3 separate regions of the Mus musculus genome follow, and regions 1 and 2 are each linked to region 3. A link is a loop called in an ENCODE intact Hi-C map of the cell type or tissue named here. Cell type or tissue: left cerebral cortex. All regions are shown on one strand. Region 1 overlaps Srrm1 (serine/arginine repetitive matrix 1). Region 2 overlaps Srrm1 (serine/arginine repetitive matrix 1). Region 3 holds the start of Syf2 (SYF2 homolog, RNA splicing factor (S. cerevisiae)).

Region 1 (5,000 bases), 400 kb before region 3:
TGTAGACCAGGCTGGCCTCGAACTCAGAAATCCGCCTGCCTCTGCCTCCCAAGTGCTGGGATTAAAGGCCTGTGCCACCACGCCTGGCAAGGGTGTAGTTCTTAATTCCAGTATTACATAGCCAGTTTGAGGCCAGATCTTCTCTCAAGATAAATAAAAGCGATGTTGTAGTTTAGTTATTTTATTTATTCTGTAGATATACACCAATTATCTTGTAGGGATAACCACTTCATTTTCTTCTTAAAATCAAGCCACTTTGGGCCTCTTAGATTGTGTGTGTGCACGTGAGCCTTTTGTTTGTTTGGTTTTGATTTTAGTTCTATAAAAGTCTTTTTATGTAATCGAGACAGGCAGTCCTGTTTTAGCCTCCTATGTGTTGGGATTTTTTTTTTTGGTTTTTTTTTGGTTTTTCGAGACAGGGTGTCTCTGTGTAGCCCTGGCTGTCCTGGAACTCACTTTGTAGACCAGGCTGGCCTTGAACTCAGAAATCCGCCTACCTCTGCTTCCCCAGTGCTGGGATTAAAGGCGTACGCCACCACGCCCGGCTTTGTGTTGGGATTTTTAAAATGACTTGTGTTCAGTGGTAGGCATATACACGCTGTGCAGGTGTGTATAGGCCAGAAGAGGACTCACCTCGAGCTGAAGTTGCAGGTGGCTCTATGAGCTCCTCAGGCAGGTGCTGCAAACCAAATTAAATCCTCTGTCAGAGCAGCAGTGCTCGTGACCACTGAGTCACTCCAGCCCCTTACTTTATGATCTCTGGGACTTCAGGTGTTAGGCATTCTCTGCCCAGTTCAGTAGTTTGTCCAGGTAACTTCAGCAGATGGAGTCATTAACTGCAAGAATGAGCTCAGGGATGCAGGGCTTGCTGTGAGGTTATGCAGTAGGTTCCTCAGTGCTAGATCCAGTTCTTGGGGATCATCGTGGTAGTCTATGATAGAATTTATAGTATGAAATAATAATAACTGTTTTCTAATCAAATAGTTTATCAAAGTTTACTAGTCATATAAAACAAGAGTCTCAAGGATTGTTTCTTAGATGGGGCCTTTTTTTTTTTTTTTAAGATTTAGTTATCTGTATGCGTACACTATACAAATGGCTGTGAACCTTCATGTGGTTCTTGGGAATTGAATTTTAGGTTGCCTGCTCACTCCCACCCATAGATTTATTGTTATACATAAGTACACTGTAGCTGTCTTCAGACACACTAGAAGAGGGCATCAGATCCCATTACAGATGGTTGTGAGCCACCATGTGGTTGCTGGGATTTGAATTCAGGATCTTTGGAAGAGCAGTCAGTGCTCTTAACTGCTAAGCCATCTCGCAAGCCCTAGATGGGCCTTTTCAAATGTCTTTTGAAGTTGATCCATGTTAAAAGTAATGATTATATTTTTATATACTTGATTTTGATTGTATTCAAAGTTTATTTTATGCTAATGAGGGTTTGTCTGCATCTCTGTGAGAGCACCGAGTGTGTGCCTGATGTCCACAGTTGAGAAGGCCCCAGATCCCCTGGAAGCAGAGTTAAAGGTAATTGTAAGCGGCTGTGTGGGAGCTAGGAACCGAACCCAGGTCCTCTGCAAATGTAGCACATGCTCTCGACCATGACTGAAGCATCTGGACAGCCCCGTGGGTGCTCCTGAGGAGACATAGTTGTGAGATTCTCAGTCTGTTCGGGTGTCTCTGTTTCTCAATGTGCTGATGCAATTTTAGTTTAAGCTTCCAAAGAACACTTGTAAAATGGAGTATAAGAAGACTTGGGCCGGGCGGTGGTGGCACACGCCTTTAATCCTGGCACTTTGGAGGCAGAGGCAGGCAGATTTCTGAGTTCAAGGCCAGCCTGGTCTACAAAGTGAGTTCCAGGACAGCCAGGGCTACACAGAGACACCCTGTCTCGAAGAAAAAAAAAAAAAAAGAAGACAACGCTCGGCCAGGCAGTATGGCGCACGTCTTTAATCCCAGCACTTGGGAGGCAGAGGTGGGCAGATTTCTGAGTTTGAGGACAGCCAGGACTACACAGAAAAACAAAAACAAAACAAAAGAGTGAATAGACTCTTGTTTTAGCAACAGTGTTTAATAGTGTACTCATTTGGGTTTGGTGGTTCATAGTGTAATCCTGTTCTCTGGAGTTTGAGGCAGAAGGATCACTGTGAACTTGAGGTCAGGTGGGATAGGTAGTGAGACCTGACTCAAAACAAAACCCCAAGTATATATGTCACAGGAAGTTTTCAAAAGGCATACTATAATTTTCCAGTTAATATTGGGGTCGTTGGGTGATTGATTCTGGTTTAGATAACGGTTTTCCTTTGCCTCCCATGGGAGCTGAAATCCAGGGTCTGGCTGTCTTCAGCTACCCAGGCACTTGGAGGTGCAGCCGTAGCCACTTTCTCTCAGTCTTTACACTTGTTTAAATCTCCTGGGTATGGCGAAGGAGCCTTTGGCATATTGTTTAAATAGTCAAATATTCTTTTCCAGACCAAGTACCTCCTGTGTGGAATTATTATTATTAGTTTTTTGAGACAGGGTTTCTCTGTATAGCCCTGGCTGTCTTGGAACTCACTCTGTAGACCAGGCTGGCCTTGAACTCAGAAATCCACCTGCCTCTGCCTCTGCTTCTCTGCCTCTCTGCCCCTCTGCCCCTGCGCCCCTGCGCCTCTGGCCTCTGCCTCTAAGAGCTAGGATTAAAGGCGTGTGCCACCACTGCCCAGCTGGTGCAGGGTTCTTGCTAGCCCTGTAGAACTAGTTTTTGAAGCTTTCCATGTTTAAATTTTAGGTTAATTTTTTCATGTGAGGAGTCTAACCCATTCTTGTGCTATTAAAACATTGTTCTGCTGGGCAGTGATGGCGCATGCCTTTAATCCCAGCACTTAGGAGGCAGAGGCAGGCAGATTTCTGAGTTCGAGGCCAGCCTGGTCTACAAAGTGAGTTGCAGGACAGCCAGGGCTATACAGAGAAACCCTGTCTGGAAAACAAAACAAACAAAACAAAACAAAAAAATTGTTCTTTTTATTGTGTGAGGTTTATTTTTCTTCTTTTTTAGTGACAAAACATAAAGGTACTGAGAAAAGAGAGTCACCTTCTCCAGCACCCAAGCCTAGAAAAGTGGAGCTGTCTGAGTCTGGTAAGTTGTAATGATTTTCTAGAGGTTGGTTTTCTGTTTTTCCTTCCGTGTGTGATTATTCCCTGGGGTTGGGGATTGATTGTCCAGGGCACCCAGTAGGGAAGAGCTGAAGGTGACGTCACACAGACTTTCTGCAATTCCCAGCTGTGGCATTTAAGTGTGCGCTGTTTGGTTATTCGTCCAGGACCTCATTCTTTTTCTTCTGTATTTGGACAAAATTTTGGGTTTGGACAGCTGGCTGGGATGTTTATAGCATTCCTATCTTATGGACTGGGCTGATGCCTTGTGTTGTGTGTCACATTACCTGTGTGTAACTAAAGAAACACTGTCTAAATGCACCCATCTTTCAGAAGAAGACAAAGGCAGCAAAATGGCTGCAGCTGATTCTGTGCAGCAGAGAAGACAATACCGACGGCAGAACCAGCAGTCTTCATCTGGTATGGACAACAAGCGAATGAGCGCCTTCCACTCTCACACCTGTGGTAACCCAGCACTGGGAGGCTAAGGCAGGAGAATTCCTGTAGAGTGTGAGGCCAGTAAGGGCTGCATAGTGAGAGTCCCCAGAAGAGCAAAGCGGAAGAAGCCTGAGATCCTGTGGTTCAGAAGGTGGAGGCAGGAGGGGGAAAGCTCTGTTGTTCTTGGCTACATTGTACATTTGAGACCAGCCTGGACTAATGAGACCCTGGGGCTCTCCCCCCACTCCACCCCGCCCCCATTTTGCAATGTTATGCCTGTTTGTATTTCACTTGCATGCATGTCTGCACCATGTTTACATCTGGTCCCCAAGGAGACCAGAAGACAGGGTATCAGATCCAGTGAGAATCTGGAATTAGAGACGTTGTGAGCCATCATGTGGGTGCTGGAAATTGAACCGTTTGCCTTCATGGGTTGTGTTTGGGCCATAGGTCTCAGTTGGGCACTGGGTATTTCTTTCTTGTTTTAAGCCCTTAAATTTTGCTTTTAAATTGCTGTATTGTTAGGAAGGTAATAAATCTGGCTAGGAACATGGCTCTGGTAGAGTACAGCGTACTGCGTGCACAGCTCTGGGCTCTATTCCCAACATTATTAAATATAACATAATTGGACCCAAGCGTTGGTGGTACAAACCTTTGATTCTAACACTTGGGAGACAGAGGCAGGCAGGTCTCTTGAATTTGAGCCCAGCCTGGTCTACAGAGTGAGTTCCATGACAGCCAGGGCTACACAGAGAAACCCTGTCTCAAAAAAAAAACAAACAAAACAAAAGGTAGTTGGCGTAGAGTACAATAGTAAAACAGAAAATGAAATTGGAAAGACTAATTTATTCCCTAATATTTGAGTCTACTCCTAAGCCTTTCTGCAACTTTGTTCTATATAATTAGGAGTCTCTGGTTTAGATGATCATACTAGTTTTTTATGAATCTACTTCATTTATTACTAGTAGCTATTTGGTTGTGTTTTGTTTTTGTTTGGCCTCACTATGTAGTTGGGCTAGCCTGGAACTCACTGTAGTTCTGATTGTTTGATTAAAAAGAAAGAGCACAGAAGCCTAATGTTTAAGCCAGGGGCTCTGTTCTTGTGTTACTTACTTGGGTTTTGTGTGGCTTTAGTTTGGTTTTGGGTTTTAAGAAAATGTCCCATGTAGTCCAGGCTTGCCCTGAACTTGCTTTGTAGCCAAAAATGACCTTATACTTGTAGTCTTTTTGACTCCACCTAAGTGTTGAGAGTTGAGCTTTGCACCACTGGACTCAGTTTATGCAGTACTGGGGTTTGATTCCCAGGGTCTCCCATGTGCTGAGGCAAGCTCTCTACTCACAGCCACACCCTCATCGCTCAGGTTATAGTTGTAATTATTTTCTGGTTCAAGTGGCATATTGATACTTTTTTGTTGCTTTCTTGC
Region 2 (5,000 bases), 420 kb before region 3:
TGCGCCACCACTCCTGGCTGGCTTTGAACTCTTTAGAGATGGCCTATCTCTAAAGGTATATGCCACCACTCTTGGCCCAAAACTTTTTTTCTTTTTCTTTAAAACCTTTTTGGTTTTGCAGTACTAGGGCCCATGCACCATGCACCAGGCTCTGCACTCAGTCACAGCCTTTCTGGATCTCTTTCCGGTGACTAGGTTTGACCTTTCCACTGATATCCAGTGCTTATGCCGTGTAATGATCAGATGACGGTGGTTGGCATACCTTATCACCTCAGACATCCATCTCTATTTTTTGCTTCATTGCCATTAATTTGACGTAAAGAAAACATTCTCAGAGATTAGGTTGTGTGTTCTCAAGAAATATGGTAGCAGAACTGGCACACTTTTACAGGGTTGTTGTTGTTTTGTATTGTTGGTTGTTTTTGTTTTCCTTCTCAAAACTTAGTTTTGAGACAGGGTCTCACTCTGAAGCTCTAGCTGTTGACTGGTCTGGCCTGCAACTCATGGAGACCCTCCTGCCTCTGCCTCCTGAGTGCGGGCATTAGAGGTTTTGGACACCATACCCAACCCAAAACTTTTTGCTGCTGATACAGTCCTGGGGATCTCACCCGTGTGTTGTGCATGTTAGCTGAGTGCTCTTGTCCCTCTGCTATTCTCAGGCCAAACAAATGTTTTCAAGGGAATGGAGCTAGTCCGAAAACTAATCTGTAGATTTCAAGTCAGAGCCAGTTACTTCCAGGTTTAATTGAGCCAGGAGGAAGGATGAAATGAACAAAAACTGTGATGTGGTGCTGTTCTGATGAGTCCTTTGGTGAAGTTTTGTTCTCATTTACTTAAGAACTGTTGTTTGTTCCTCCAGATAGGGTTTTGTTGTAGTCCAGGCTGGCCTAGAATTTGCAAGTTTGTCTTTTTTGTTGTTTTTGTTAAGATTTTTTTTAGTATTATATGTAAGTACACTATAGCTGTCTTCAGACACACCAGAAGAAAGTGTCAGATCTCATTACATATGGTTGAGAGCCACCATGTAGTTGCTGAGATTTGAACTCAGGTCCTTCAGAAGAGCAGTCAGTGCTCTTAACTTCTGAGCCATCTCTCCAGCCCTGCAAGAACCCCTAATTCTTTCTTCTTGTCTTAAATTTTAGAGTTACGAGAGTATACCTTCTCGCCTGGCTTTAAATTCATTAATTCACATTTTCTCTCTTCTTTCTTTCTCTGCTCCTCTCCTCTCCATCTCCCCCTTTCTCTCCACCCCTTCACCCTCCCCCATCCATTTTCCTTTCTGAGACAGAATTAGAGGCCTGAACTCGGTATGTGGTTTAAGATACCTTGTCTTCCTTAAATGCCCATATTATTGGATTATATTTGTGCACCACATTTTTTGGTTCTTGGCATTCACCCCCTCTAACACACTGGGTTTCCCGTGTCTCTCTCAAGCTGTGGAGCCAAAAATGACCTTGAACTTCTAACCTTTCAAATCCCTAGGACTCAGATTACAAGTACCACTATACCTGGCTTATAGGACTCAGATCATAAGTACCGCAATACCTGGTTTATGTAGTACTAGAATTAAACCAAGGGCTTCCTTTTTTTTCCCACCCCACCCCCCTCCAGACAAGGTTTCTCTGTGTAGCCCTGGCTATCCTGGAACTCACTCTGTAGACCAGGCTGGCCTCGAACTCAGAAATCCTCCTGCCTCTGCCTCCCGAGTGCTGGGATTAAAGGCTGCGCCACCACGCCCGGCTAAGCCCAGGGCTTCCTGCATGCTGGGTGAACTCTGCCACTGAGCTGTATCCCTATCCTCCAGCGTCTGTCCTTTGGTAGTGACTGGGACTTGGTGTGTCTGCCAGGCCACACTGGGACTTGCTGCAGTCTTCATGCTTCTGCTCATCGTGTTCTTAAAGTTGTGACCAGCGGAACAGAACAGTCTCACTGTGCTGCATTTAGGAGAGGATGAGAACTTGAAATGTACCCGCTTTCTCATTTAAACACCCGCAAAGAAAGTATATGTCTCAAAGTTAACATTGTGGAGAGGGTATCTTGCTCTGACTATTGTATTTTTTTTTTTAAGATTTGTTTATTTATTTATTAATTATATCTAAGTACACTGTAGCTGTCCTCAGACACTCCAGAAGAGGGAGTCAGATCTCTTTATGGATGGTTGTGAGCCACCATGTGGTTGCTGGGATTTGAACTCCTGACCTTCGGAAGAACAGTCGGGTGCTCTTACCCACTGAGCCATTTCACCAGCCCGACTATTGTATTATATTTGACTTAAGAATGTATGTTTTTTTTTTTTAAGATTTATTTATTTATTATATGTAAGTACACTGTAGTTGTCTTCAGACACTCCAGAAGAGGGCGTCAGATCTTGTTACAGATGGTTGTGAGCCACCATGTGGTTGCTGGGATTTGAACTCCGGACCTTCGGAAGAGCAGTCGGGTGCTCTTACCTACTGAGCCATCTCACCAGCCCCCAGAATGTATGTTTTTTAATATTAAAATATAGACACTGTGTCAACTACATTTAGAAAAGAATGTACATTTTCTATCCGAATATTAGTTACTGTGTTTCTACTCAATTATTTTGACTGTAAAAGTTGTTGCAACCTTTGTTTGCTATTAAAGAATTTTACTTTGGGTTCTGGATTTATGGCTCAGACATAATGTAGGCAAAACATAAACAATTTCAGAAAACTAGAAAGCATTGTCCTGTGGTAAAAGGAGCAAAGAAAGAAGTGGGGACAGAGACACACACCCTAAAGGCGAAGGGATTGGGCTATGTTAGTGGCACAGGCCTGCAATCCCAGCAGTGCCAAGCCAGAGGGTCTGTGAGCTGGGGGCCATCCTGGTCTATTCCAGGTCAGCCAGTGCTGCACAGAGAGGTCACTGTGTGTAAGAGCTGGCAAGGGGGCAAATGTGACTAAAATAAATAAAATGGACAGTTCTTTTAATCAACAGTATGGTGATTTAGGCTGCCACTTGGGAAACTGAGACAGGAAGATTGTTTGAGAGCTAGCCTGGGCTAATGGATGAAACTAAGTTTTTTGTTGTGATTTTATTTTTCTTAGAAAAGGCTGGCAAAATGGCTCAATGGGAAAAGGCACCTGCTGCCAAACCTGATGGGCTGAATCCCATCCCTGGGCCTCACGTGCTGGAAGGAGAGCACTCACTCTCCAGAGTTGTCCTCTGACCCCTTCAGATGTGCATTGGTTTTTAACTGAAGCAGAAGTTTCATCTTGTATTCTTAGGCCATGTGTTTGCTTCCTGCAGGGAACAAGTGCGGAGCAGGATAATCGGTTCAGCAACAAACAGAAGAAACTCCTCAAGCAGCTGAAATTTGCAGAATGCTTAGAAAAAAAGGTATTCTGGGTGGGACTCTTGCAGTTGCTGCATTTTAAGGGTTGAGAGATGAACTGTTACATTTGTGCAGAAAAAAAAAGTTTACAATTTGCCACCCTTTAGCCACCACATATACAGTACAACCAAAGAATGAGCATGTTAGATAAACTTTAGTTAAACTTTTTTAAATGTGCATAAGCTAAAGGAATCATTTAGACAACCTAACTCAAGCTCTTACTGCAGTGAACTTGTACTTACTGGTTTGCATGTTTCACCAGGTGGACATGAGCAAAGTAAATTTGGAGGTTATAAAGCCTTGGATAACCAAAAGAGTAACTGAGATCCTTGGATTCGAAGATGATGTTGTCATTGAGTTTATATTCAACCAGCTGGAAGTGAAGGTATGACATGCAGATGGCTCTTACTTCTGAGTATGTGACATGATTTGTGAATCTGTGGAAACTCAGGTTTTCTGTGGAATACAAATGTAGAAGGGTTACTGTACAATGTTTGTTGTGAGAAGAATTCACTTTGTAAAACAGCTGTTAAGGCTGGAGGTCTAGTGAAGGTGCATAGTTTTGAAAGCTACACAGGTGAAAAAATCAAACTTACTGTTTGTAATTTTGCTGTTACATGTTAAGTTACTTTGACAGCAATTTTCTAATGATAATGTGATTTATGATTTAAAAGGCCTGAACCAAAATGGAAGTTATTCCTTGCGTCTGAAGTATAGCACCATCACCTTATTAGGTCACAGCAGAGTGAGTGTCCCAATGTCGCTCTGACCCAACTCCCTTGATGACGCAGTGTGTGTTTGGAGGTGAGTTGTGTAAAGTGGCCGAACATCAACAACAACAACAACACAAACAAGAGCAATTGGTAAAGCTGTGTACTGCTCTTTAAAGTAGCATTTTGAGGTGGACATTTATTTGAAGCATGAGGGGCGATCTGATTTGACTGGATGTTGCTTTTAAAAGAACTGAAGACTTTAGTTGTAGTTACAAGTCAGTTGCTTACCAGTTAGAATTAAGGCACAGGATTTTATTTACATTGTAGTTAGAAGTTCAGGCAGATGGATTGGCAGTCCTATAAAAGCCAGTTAACATAATTGTTTCTATCTTCCAATATGAAATAATACAAGATGATATAACTGTTTACAATTATTTCTGTTGTAACATAGTTTGCTATTTTGTCATGGTACCCAAAGGACAGTAAAGCCGTACCATAAAACCTTTTGGTAACTGTACTGACGTGAGTTTACTTTTACATTACTCCTGTTCCCAAGAGTTCATGCTTGAATTTTGACAGAACAGTTATCATTCCAAACGATAAGGTATTTCATTTTTAAAACAATGTGGTAATTATTTTGCTTTGAATGTTTTTTAAGACTTAATTTTAAGAAAGGACCTTATGTTTAAGTATATTTATTTATTTCCTTTAGAGACCAGAAACATGGGAGGATGTTTTTTAAATGCTTAATTTACTATTTTATTAGAGAAATGCTTTACTGACTTGAATTTTAGTGAACTTTAAAACCTAAATACCTGGTAGTATTCCCCTGTAGTGAGCATGAGATTAAAGTGTAGAGCTTTTTAAACAATCTTTTCTTTTTTTGTGGTTGTGTACTCATTATTGCTTGTTCGTCTTTTGCAATTTAGATA
Region 3 (5,000 bases):
AATTTTTGTAATAAATAAATCTTTGGGCCGGAGAGAGCAGGGGTGACCAGAGCAAGCAGAGGTCCTAAATTCAATCCCCAAATACCACATAAAGGCTCACAACCATCTGTACAGCTACAGTGTACTCACATACATAAAATAAATAAATCTTTAAAAAAAAAAGAGATCAAGACAAAAACAAGTCAAGCAGGCTGAAAATCTTGGCAGGTGCTAGAAGGGAGACAGTAAGAAGATATAGCATGCCTTTTGAATTATAGTCCAAGAAAACAAGCAGGTTCAGAAAAAGGGTCAGATGACCAAGCAGTCACATAAAGAAGTGAGAGGGAGCTAGCTTCTGGGAAAGAATGCTAATGTTGAGAGTGACTCGCCAGCCATGCTTACGATTTGAGTAGACATCCAAACAAGAGATGGGAAATAAGTTATACTTTTTTGAGTCTGAACTCGGAGAAAAGGGAAAGTGTGTGCTCGCTGTTTTTAAGGTGAGAAAGGTCTGATTACTATTTCTAACCAATTATTTCCCTAGATGAAAAACGAAGAATCATGGAACAAGAGGAAAAACCTAAGGTACACCCGGTAATGTGGGTGTGGCCGGGTGGAGCAGGCGGGTGGGGCTTTTGACGTGTGTCAAAGCGATCTCAACCCGAGTCCAGACCCACCGGCGGGCGGAGATCTGGTCCCGGGGACGCCGGGTCCGGAGATCTGGTGCGTGGTGCGCCTTCCTCCTCCTGCTCCTCCAGCCCTACTGCCAGCCTGGCCCGCAGCCCCGCCACTCACCCGCTTCAGATGCAGCTCACGGAACTTGCGTAGTCTCTGCTCCCGCTTCTGCGCCGCCAGCTCCTCGGCCGCCAAGGGCCTGGCTTCCGCGCCATCCGCGGGGACCTGCGATCATAACCGGCTTCAGGCTCGGCGTCTGCCAGGGGCCACGGCCCAGGCCTGGGCCCGGCACCCTGGTCTCCCCGGGAGCCGCACCCGGATCCCACCCATGTCCTCAGCCCCGGCGTCTCCCGGACTGACACCTACGCGAAGCCGGTGATACTCACCACAACTTCAGTCACAGCCGCCATTACAGCCTTCTCTCTACTTCCGTCAACAACGCTGAGCACTTCCGGCGGCCTCTGGCCCGCGGCCCAGACTCAAGCCTTCCCGATGGCGTCAGTTTCTTCCGGCCTCTCACGCTCCTTTTAGTGGGAGGGACTGACGCGTGGTATGGCTATGCGCAGGCGCAAACGGGGCGGGGCGGGGGCGGGGCCCGGGAGGGACGACAAGGATGAGGAAGTGCTCCGAACCTGTCACCACATAGAATGGGACGCCTGGTTGGGGACTGCGTATCCTGTCACCAGCTCTAAAGAACCTTGTCTCTCTTGAATTTAATCCGCATTAAGTCCCTTCCATAGAGTAGATAATTTGCTGATGTTACTAACTGTAGAAGAGCAGGGCGGGCCCCATATCGTTCACTCTCACATTCCAGCACCAGAGCAACTACTAAGGTCACTAAGATAATTCGGGAATAAGACAGGGATATATGAAACGTGTACCTTTCAAAATCGACGACTAATTAATTTTAGAAATGAAAAAGCCATCCCACGTGTAAAAATAGCTGGGTACAAATCGGCTGTGGTGGCATTCTCCTAGCGTCTCAGCCGGTGGAGGCAGGAGAATATCAAGTATGAGGCTTGCCAAGGCTACACAGTGACTTCTAGGCTAGCCAGTGCTATAAGACATGGGATATCTAAAAGCTTAAGCACTGGCAAGAAAAAAATGTAAACTGTGGGCAATTCTCTTTTGAGTCCCCCTCCCCTGTAGGAAGCTACTTCTCAAGCTTAATAAAACTTGGCTTGCGCCTGGCAGTGGTGGCACACACCTTTAATCCCAGCACTTGGGAGGCAGAGGCAGGCGGATTTCTGAGTTCGAGGCCAGCCTGGTCTACAAAGTGAGTTTCAGGGCAGCCAGCCAGGGCTACACAGAGAAACCCTGTCTCGAAAAACCAAAAAAAAGAAAGAAAAAGAAAGGAAGGAAGGAAGGAAGAAAGAAAGGAAGGAAAAGAAAAGAAAAATCCTGTCTCTGGATTAAAAGAAATGAGTGAGTTACTTGGCTGGAAGAAGTGAGGCAGGTGAGTTGAGTCTAACTAGCACACAAAATCCCCACAAATCAAATGGAAGGCAATACATACCTCTAAATGAGGAAGTTACAGCCGGCCTATTTCTTTTTTTATGTATGGGGTTTTAGCCTGCATCCATATATGCACCACCTGCATGCCTGGTGCCGACGGAGGTCAGACTAGAGTTATGGTGGTCCTGAGCCACCATGTGGGTTCTGGGATGGAAACATCTTTCCACTACAGCCAGTGCTCTTACCTACTGAGCCATCTCTCCAGTCTGTGCATTTCAGTGTAGCAGCCAGGCTTTGAATCTACTGGGACTAGTTTCAGGCAGTTGATAAAATGTGTGCCAGGAACCAAACTCGGTGCCTCTTACAAGAGCAGCCCACACTCAACCACTGAGCCATCTCCATCCTGTGATTATCTTCTCATGTCAGAGATGTTTCATTTCTATAATTGCAATTTTATATGTAAACTAGCATATACTCAATATGCCTTGACAAATCTGTCACCACCTTCAGTTGCTGTCACTGTCGTCCTCTGAATCACTTTTAATATGTCTTTGTTTCTTGAGTCTCCCTATACTGTCTGCCCGTCCTGGAACTCACTGAAGACCATCCTGGTCTTGAATTCAGAGATCCTACTGCCTCTCGTGGGATGAAATACCTGTGCCCTCATTAGCCTCAGCTAATCTTCATTTTCTGATCCTGACTGCTACCTCCAGAGTTCTGGGATAACAGACCTGCACTACCACATATGTTCTATACCTTGCTGGATATTTACCAACTAGGCTACATCTCCAGCTCCTCATTCCTCCTTTAAAAAACAAAATCTCACCAGGCATGGTGGCGCACACCTTTAATCCCAGCACTTGGGAGGCAGAGGCAGGCGGATTTCTGAGTTCAAGGCCAGCCTGGTCTACAGAGTGGGTTCCAGGACAGCCAGGGCTACACAGAGAAACCCTGACTCGAAAATCAAAAAAAAAAAAAAAAAAAATTCCAAGTATGGTGCCCCACACCCTTAATCCCAGAACCTGAGGGGTTAGAGGCAAGCCTGGACATCCAAGGCTATATGAAATAGACTGATTCACTGCTACCTTAAAGAACGGCCAAAGAAAGGGATGTGACCAGGAATACACATCTAGATGATTGGATTTTTAAGTTTTCTGTAGGGTGAATCTTTGTTTTCAAAGGATGCTGAGTCCAATTGCATGCTAATGATAGATAGGGGCATTCTTGCCACCTATACTCTTTGGGTGGTCTTAACCAGACACAGTGGCTCATACCTTTACTAACAGCACAAGGACAGTCGAGGCAGGAGGATCTCAAGGCCAGTTCAGGACCAGCCTGATCTACAATGAGTTCCAGGACAGCCATGGCTATGTATATCCTTACTCAAAGCACAGTAAAACCCAAAAAGAAAAAAAGAAAAGCAAATTTGCCTTTGTGTATGTGGCCCCTGGGCTGCCTCCAGAAGGGCTAAAATACTGTTACTGATGCTGGGTTCACAGAAACTCAGGAAGCATTCTAACCAATTGAGCTACATCCCCAGCCTACTATTTGTACTTAAGAGGCAGCTGCTAGTCACACTACAAATTGTGATGACAGGGAATTTAGTGTTTAAATAGACAGTGGCTCATTTGTTGGGAAATGCAAATACACAGGCTGGCTTTCCTGTCAATTTAACACATTTGAGGACTGAGACTTAATACTTTCTCATCCCCATTTCCTGGCAAAGCTCAGGAAACTTTCTGCCCAGTAGGGAATATTGTTATTCTCAGTAGACGCTGGACAAAGCTCAGCTTACAGGGTGAAATCCTCCTGCCTGAGGCACCCACTAGTAGGTTGTAACTCTAACAGGGAGGTGGAGGTTGAGTTCTCACCTGGTGTTCACGACCTAACCACGCCTGGGGTGGAAGCTCCCTAAACTAAGACCAGGGTTTTCAGTCTCTTGGGTGACAGCAATGCTAGCACTGCCAATCCTGACAAGCTCGATTCTAACTTCTCCTTAATCTGGTTGGTTACTAATTCATATTCTTTTTAAAGGATCGCTTATTGGCAAATTCCCAAACAAGATAATGGGAACTTTCAAAGTGTAGCCAAGTTGAAGCCATTAATTTCTAAAGCATGAGATCTTTTGATACTGTCAACAGGAGGGATTTGGGTTTAACAGTCTCACTGTCCTAGAGCCTGCTATGTAGATCAGACTGGCCTTTAACCTCAAGGGTCTACTTGTTACTTGTTTCAAGTGTTAAAATCAAAAGCATAAACTACCATTCACAACTAATGCTGTCTTTTAAAGGTCAGTCTTTTATTTATGTGTATCAAGTTTGCCCACATGTGAGTCACACATCCCATGGAACAGAACGCTGGGTCCCCTAGAATTGGAGTTACAGATGATTAAGAGGAGTCTTAGGGCATATTCCAATACCAGCCCTGAGGGGATACACATTTAAAGAAAAAAGAAACCAATGTCCAACCTCCCTAATGCAACACACAAATGTCAAAGTATGAATTCATAAACCCTGTGTTGTTTTCAGGAAGGTTTCTTCTTCAGATGTAGACAGACACATTCAACATCCATAAAAATCAAGACAAATAATAAAAAGTTTATTAACAAATATACAAAATTCAGTGTACAACTGTGTCTTTAAAAAATTCACCTTTGTATATAAGCAATTCTATACAATACTTACAGATATATACAAGATTCCCACCTGTATGCAATTCTCTGGGTCATCTGTGTCCTCCTATCTTCAAGAGAAACCTCAACCATGAACGTCCCCATTAAGTCTCTTTCTGTAATGGATTTTAATCACATTTACTGCTGTGATCACTCAGGCAGACGATCTAATGCTGGACACAAACCCCTCAGTAAAGTGCAGTTTTGGCAACCCCAGCCC

What was found. A loop is a pair of places that touch in the nucleus more often than their neighbours do. Peaks named below come from ENCODE experiments on the same cell type or tissue, not always from the same donor. Only the 100,000 strongest peaks of a DNase experiment are listed, where the experiment ranks them.
Region 1: it touches region 3 in a loop (4-fold over the local background); 11 of 42 quality-filtered maps call a loop at or near these places.
Region 2: a loop joins it to region 3, with 5 times the contacts of the local background. A loop is called at or near these places in 7 of 42 quality-filtered maps.

Annotation. Positions count from the first base shown.
Region 1 is chr4:135,330,279-135,335,278 of GRCm38, reverse strand. It overlaps Srrm1 (serine/arginine repetitive matrix 1), which reads left to right. Exons shown (of 18, transcript NM_016799.4): 10 at 3,041-3,121; 11 at 3,472-3,558. Among named protein-coding and RNA genes, the nearest start is that of Srrm1, 20 kb to the left of the region's middle. In left cerebral cortex, no CTCF peak of the experiment used is centred here; no DNase peak of the experiment used is centred here.
Region 2 is chr4:135,345,475-135,350,474 of GRCm38, reverse strand. Srrm1 (serine/arginine repetitive matrix 1) reads left to right here. Exons shown (of 18, transcript NM_016799.4): 2 at 3,271-3,360; 3 at 3,618-3,740. Among named protein-coding and RNA genes, the nearest start is that of Srrm1, 5.2 kb to the left of the region's middle. In left cerebral cortex, no CTCF peak of the experiment used is centred here; no DNase peak of the experiment used is centred here.
Region 3 is chr4:134,927,059-134,932,058 of GRCm38, reverse strand. It overlaps Rsrp1 (arginine/serine rich protein 1), which reads right to left. Exons shown (of 5, transcript NM_023665.3): 5 at 4,689-5,000. It overlaps Syf2 (SYF2 homolog, RNA splicing factor (S. cerevisiae)), which reads right to left and starts at 1,079. Exons shown (of 7, transcript NM_026780.3): 1 at 1,041-1,079; 2 at 775-879. The coding sequence starts at 1,064. In left cerebral cortex, no CTCF peak of the experiment used is centred here; DNase peaks (open chromatin) are centred at 1,128 and 2,569; H3K4me3 peaks cover 1,681 bases; H3K27ac peaks cover 1,106 bases.